2 separate regions of the Homo sapiens genome follow, and region 1 is linked to region 2. The links are chromatin contacts, found by Hi-C or POLR2A ChIA-PET in ENCODE. All regions are on one chromosome and are shown on one strand. The core of a region is the stretch at or near the end of the contact, and the rest is flanking DNA. Distances in the headings are between cores, read along the strand shown.

The links. A loop is a pair of places that touch in the nucleus more often than their neighbours do. ChIA-PET counts read pairs that join two places held with the same protein, here RNA polymerase II (POLR2A). Pooled maps may share reads with other maps.
Region 1: a loop to region 2 is called in a map of mammary epithelial cell, with 8 times the contacts of the local background. The contact joins two enhancer-like sites. A Hi-C loop is called at or near these places in 4 of 168 maps with a recorded cell type or tissue (Calu3, HCT116, PC-3 and 1 more) and 3 of 50 pooled maps. POLR2A ChIA-PET finds 5 or more read pairs at or near these places in 2 of 52 experiments (H1 and HCT116).

What each region holds. Positions count from the first base shown.
Region 1 is chr2:19,537,205-19,539,904 of GRCh38, forward strand. No RefSeq gene overlaps it. Among named protein-coding and RNA genes, the nearest start is that of LINC01808, 70 kb to the left of the region's middle. Within about 2 kb of position 1,312, at least 11 of the 41 ENCODE cell types and tissues checked have a DNase peak (open chromatin) inside an H3K27ac peak, as active enhancers do; they include PC-3 and mammary epithelial cell, where a contact is called at or near this core.
Region 2 is chr2:19,487,085-19,489,784 of GRCh38, forward strand. It overlaps LINC01808 (long intergenic non-protein coding RNA 1808), which reads left to right. Exons shown (of 6, transcript NR_183418.1): 5 at 1,284-1,405. Among named protein-coding and RNA genes, the nearest start is that of LINC01808, 20 kb to the left of the region's middle. RefSeq lists an enhancer at 554-1,753. Within about 2 kb of position 1,352, at least 3 of the 41 ENCODE cell types and tissues checked have a DNase peak (open chromatin) inside an H3K27ac peak, as active enhancers do; they include PC-3 and mammary epithelial cell, where a contact is called at or near this core.

The DNA of each region.
Region 1 (2,700 bases), core at 62-2,561, 50 kb after region 2:
GATACAGGATATGAAAAGAAAATTCTTCAGTGAAGTAGGTAGCATAAATAGAAAACAGTCACAACTTCTGAAAAATCAAGGACACACTTAGAGAAATGCAAAATGCACTGGAAAGTCTCAGCAATAGAATTGAACAAGCAGAAGAAATAACTTCAGAGCTCAAAGACAAGGCTTTTGAATTAACCTAATCCATCAAAAACAAAGAAAAAAAAGAATTTTAGAAACTGAACAAAGCCTCCAAGAAGTTTGGTACTATGTTAAACGTCCAAACCTAAGAATAATTGGTTTCCCGAGAAAGAAGAGAAATCTAAAAGATTGGAAAATGTCTTTGAGAGAATAATCAAGAAGAGCTTCCTCAACCTTGCTAGAGATATAGATATCCAAGTACAAGAAGCTCAGAGAACACGTGGGAAATTCATTGCAAAAAGATCATCAACTAGGCACATAGTCATCGGGTTATATAAAGTCAAGACAAAGGAAAGAAGAGCTATGAGGCAAAAGCATCAGGTAACCTATAAAGGAAAACCTATCAGATTAACAGCAGATTTCTCAGAAGAAACCCTACAAGCTAGAAGGGAGTGGGGTCCTATTTTTAGCCTCCTTAAACAAAACAATTCTCAGCCAAGAATTTTGTATCCACTGAAACTAAATTTCATAAATGAAGGAAAGATACAGTCTTTTCCAGGCAAACTAATGCTGAGAGAATTCACCACTACCAAGCAAGGACCAGACTGAAAGAAGCCAGACACATAAGGCCACAAAGTGTATGATTCCATTTATATAAAATATCCAAAATAAGTAAATCCATAGAGACAGAACGTAGATTAATGGTTGCCAGGGTTTCAGGGGAGAGGGAGAGGAGGAGTGAACACTTTACAGGTACAGGGTTTCTTTTGGGGTAAAACAAATTCTAGAATTAGGTAGTGGTGATGGCCGTACACCATTATAAATGTTCTAAAATCCACTGAATCGTAAATTCTGAAATAGCTAAAATGGCAAATCTTATGCAACGTAAATTTTATCTCAATAAAAAAAATTTTAAACAAAGAAGTGCCATAAAATCTCAGATAGGATTGAAAGAAAAGTATTTTACAGATCAGTGCTTTTTTCCTCACTTTTTTATTTGTTTTCATGGAAATTACCATATGTAGGGAAAACTATGCTTTTACTACAAGTTCAGGCTGTGCGATGAACTGAAAAAAAAAAAAAAAAATCCAGAGATTTCAGAGTCAGTTCTGGCTCTGACATTAAAGAACCGTATGATTCTGGGGAAGTCCCTTTTTCTCCTCTGGGCTGCATTCACCTCAGATGACACCATGGTGTCCACCTGTGCAATATATGGGCTAGGCCTGGTCTGGATCCAGGAACTACATAGAAAGGCCATGAGTCAGTTCTGAGCCTGACTCATTACGAGATAGGTTAATGGTAAAGCAAGAGGAGATAGGAAACAATTCAGAGTTTTTCCTACGTCTTCCCCTGAATTATCCTCATCTGTGGGCAAAATGCTCAAGAATGATATTTTTAAAAGGGTGACGATATTTGGTTAAAATGTCCACGGAGGAAGGGGAGGTAAGGACTGTGAGAAGCGTGCCCAAACCACAGAGCTTCCAAACTGCAGTCCACATCACCAGCAACAGCCCTAATGAGCTCTGTGCTGGACACTCCCCACTGAATTACATAATACATTTCCGTTTCATTTCATGAATCACAACTTGGGATACAATGTTCCTGGGTTGCAGTTGATATATTTTAGAGATTACCAAATATTTCAAAAAGAAAAATTGATTTTATTAAATTCATATGTAAAATGTCTGTATGTCAGCCAACTTATTTATTTTCAAATTTGAGATTTTCTTAAATGTTGTAGTTACAGCTCAATGTCAAGAGAGTTCTCAATAAACCCATTAATGAATAGCGAGACTGCCGTTGCCCCTGGATTCTTCATTTCTTTTGAGAGTTCAGTTCCTGGTTGATGACGGTGGGTTTCATTTCAGCTGCCCCTCTTGGGTGAGAATGAGAAAAAAAGTGGTAGAGCTTCAGACCACGGATCAGGGGAAGTGGAACTCACATAGGCAACTATGTAACAGTGAGTTTTGTTCACTATAAGACTACAGTACAAGCCGTATATACAAACATTAACTCCTTTGCGGCTGTCAATGTTACTGGTATCCATCAGGACTCACTGGTCTTTTCTCAGGGCGACAAGGGAGCTAGAACGCAGGTCTGTGAATCAGAAAGACACAGTTCAAATCTTAGCTCAGCCACTGGCAGCTGTGCAACTTTGGGAAGGCTATTTAACCCCCCTAAGCTTCAGTGTATTAATCTGTAACGTGGGAATAATAAAAATGCATGGGTCATGAGTGCTTGCAAGGACTAACGACAGGAGATATGCAGAGTGATTAGCATAGTGCCTAGCACATAGTAAGTGTTCAATAAATACTAGTCATGTGTAATTGTTGTTATCCTACCTTAGAAGCAGCAACTTTGAATTGTAAATTGAGTTTGGGCTGATCTAGTATGTCCTGAGTTCATTTTCAAAACTTATGATCAAGTTCACTTTTGTGAAGGCACATACTCTTTGAGAATGTGAACTGGCTGTACATCATTCATTCATTTGTCATTTCTTTATTCAGTCATTTACTTACTATTTTGACCATCATCTATGTGCCTGACAGAATGTTAAACCTTAAGGGAACAAAG
Region 2 (2,700 bases), core at 102-2,601:
CAAGACTCTCAATGTCAACACTGTTTGCTTTCCTTGTGGAGCAAGACACGTTCAGTCCCATGCTATCACACATTTAGAGCAGATGTTCCTAAAAAGGATAAACCAGGTGCTTAACATATTTTATTCCAAGGGGTAATTTTAGAAATTATTGCAATCAATGAGCTAATAATAATGGTGGTAATGATGAGGCCAAGTTATTATTACTTATTACCTTTAATCATCGACAGCAACTCAATTGGACATAATTAGAGACATCATCATAAATAACGTGGAGCAGATGGAAGATGCCGGGCTTTTCATTTCGAGGACTGAGTAGGAAGGTTAATGATGGAAGAATGGGCATAAAGAATGGGGCGTTTATATCACAAATCCATCCTGCACTTGAACCTTTCCTGTCTGAAACCCATACAAACAGCTGAATTAGACAGAAGGTATAAGCAGCCAACCCTGCACTTTCAATGTCCACTCACTCACTTTGCAACAGCCTTCTGCCCATCACTCATTGCCAGACCCCAGTTCTGCCCCATTTCTATCCATGTGGGTTAAGCAGTGGCCTTCTTTCTTTCTTTCTTTCTTTTTTTCAATTTCAATGGCAAAAGGGAAATAGAGCAATAGTCTTTCCTGATCTTCCCCCAATCTCTCTTTGAAAACATGCAAATGCTTTAGTTAGCCATTTAGTATTAACTTAAAATTTGGCATGAAATGCAGTAAGAAACATTACATGACCTCCGCACATTAACTTAGTAAAACAACTATTTCCTATGTATGGCAACTGTAGTACAGGTGCAGAGGAGTACACCCACAAGTAAGACACAGTTAGGTGTTCAAGTGGGATAACAAATTGATGTCGAAAAGGAAACCTGGGCTGTGAAGTTGTATACTTGGGGTTTAAATCCTGCAACTGCCATGTACTGAACCATTATACTGGGCAAGTTATTTTTCTTTCCGGAGCCTCTGTTCTATTGATTGTAAGTGGCTAGCTTGTTAGCAGTGCCCTCTCTGTGGACCAAGATACCCTTGTCTTTTTCTCCATAAAAGAACCCTTCTCACCAGACTTCAGCTGTGGTAATTGTCCTGTCTCACCCATAGATTTGGAGAAGGTACTGCAATGGATTATTCCTTTCTCTGCCTCTGGTACCTGGCACATACTAAGTACTCAACAAATGTTAGAGTAGATGTTTCTAGAAAGGATAAACCAGATGCTTAACATATTTAATTCCAAGGGGTAATTTTAGAAATTATTGTAATCAATGAGCTAATAATATGTTTTCATGTCCCTAAAGGAACTTGAAGTCTAAATGGGCAGACAAGACCAACATACACAAAGCAGAGAGTGGCACAAGAGCCATGTCTGATGCAACAGTGACTCAGGAGGATCACTCTGACTCAGAATGGCCAAGCAAAGGTATTGGGAGGAAGTGGGATAGAACTGAGCTTTGAAGACCGTGCTAAAATATTTACAGACTCCCCAGGTTATCTCAAGTTCTCTCCAGGAATTAGCTTCACCTCTTTGTGCTTTGGCTCCACATCAGTTAAATAGTGGTAACGTTTGATCGTTAAGAACCATGTAGAGATGAAACAATTTTCAAAGTTTTTTAATTAAGTGTACTCATTGCCACTCAAAGACAAATACCATATAAATATAATAATAATCATATTGAGAAACAAAATAGCAATGATGCAGATACTCATGTACTGTTTCATGTTTGTGGTCTTTGAGGGGAGTTTTTACTCAAATATCCCTAGATGAATAAATACATATGGTCTATAAATATGTCCCAAAGCAATTTTCTCCACTTGAACCTACATATACTTCACTATAGAACTGAAAACAAATTTATTTAAAACTTCTTTTATGTGGTTGTCTGTTGAAAAAAAAATCAGAACTCTCATTAAAGCCAATAAGAATTTGGTATAAAAAATTAATAGCAGGATATGAGCTTATAGAATCTTATCAATAATATCTTTATGATTCATTGGTCTCTTTGTGATGTGCCAAACATAACCAGGATTTATTGATGAATATGATATTTGGGGGTATAAAAACTTTATATATGTTTTTCTTTACTCAATTAGTGAATCTTGTCTAAATTAATATTGTCATGAGATTTCATTTAGCAATGGCCAGGTATCATGGCCAAATAGATACTTTGACTTGAATTATCTGCCTAAATGTTCTAATTCTCCACTTTACTTCACGAAACTGAGGAAATTCAGCTGTAATAAAAATCTTAAATTTGAAAAAAAAATAAGTGTTTTGTACAAAGTTCTAGGAGTGAGACGTGCAAGGGGATAAAAATATGAATAAGAAAGTCCTAGTACTAAGATTACATCTTAGTTGATAAATGCATTGGAAGAAAGAGAAAACTATTAAGCCAATACAAAGCACCAAAGAAATACGTGAAATAAGGGAGATAAACTCATGTTCCTATGAAATCTCCAAGAAGGGAGAGATTCTATTCGGTCAGGGAGATGACAAAGGAGCGTGGATTGGTGGGCCCCTGGGAGGCTTTGGACGAGAAGGGTTGGAAGCGTTGTCACTGCAGAGCGAAGAGCCTGAGAAATGACAGGGAATCAGGAAAACACAGAGAAAGCAACGAGCATTCCTCCACTTCTTCTCCCAGCAGAGGAACACTGAGAAGTGGAATTGGAAAGATGGACCGGACCCAAATTCTTAAGGGTGTTGAATATCAGGCTAAA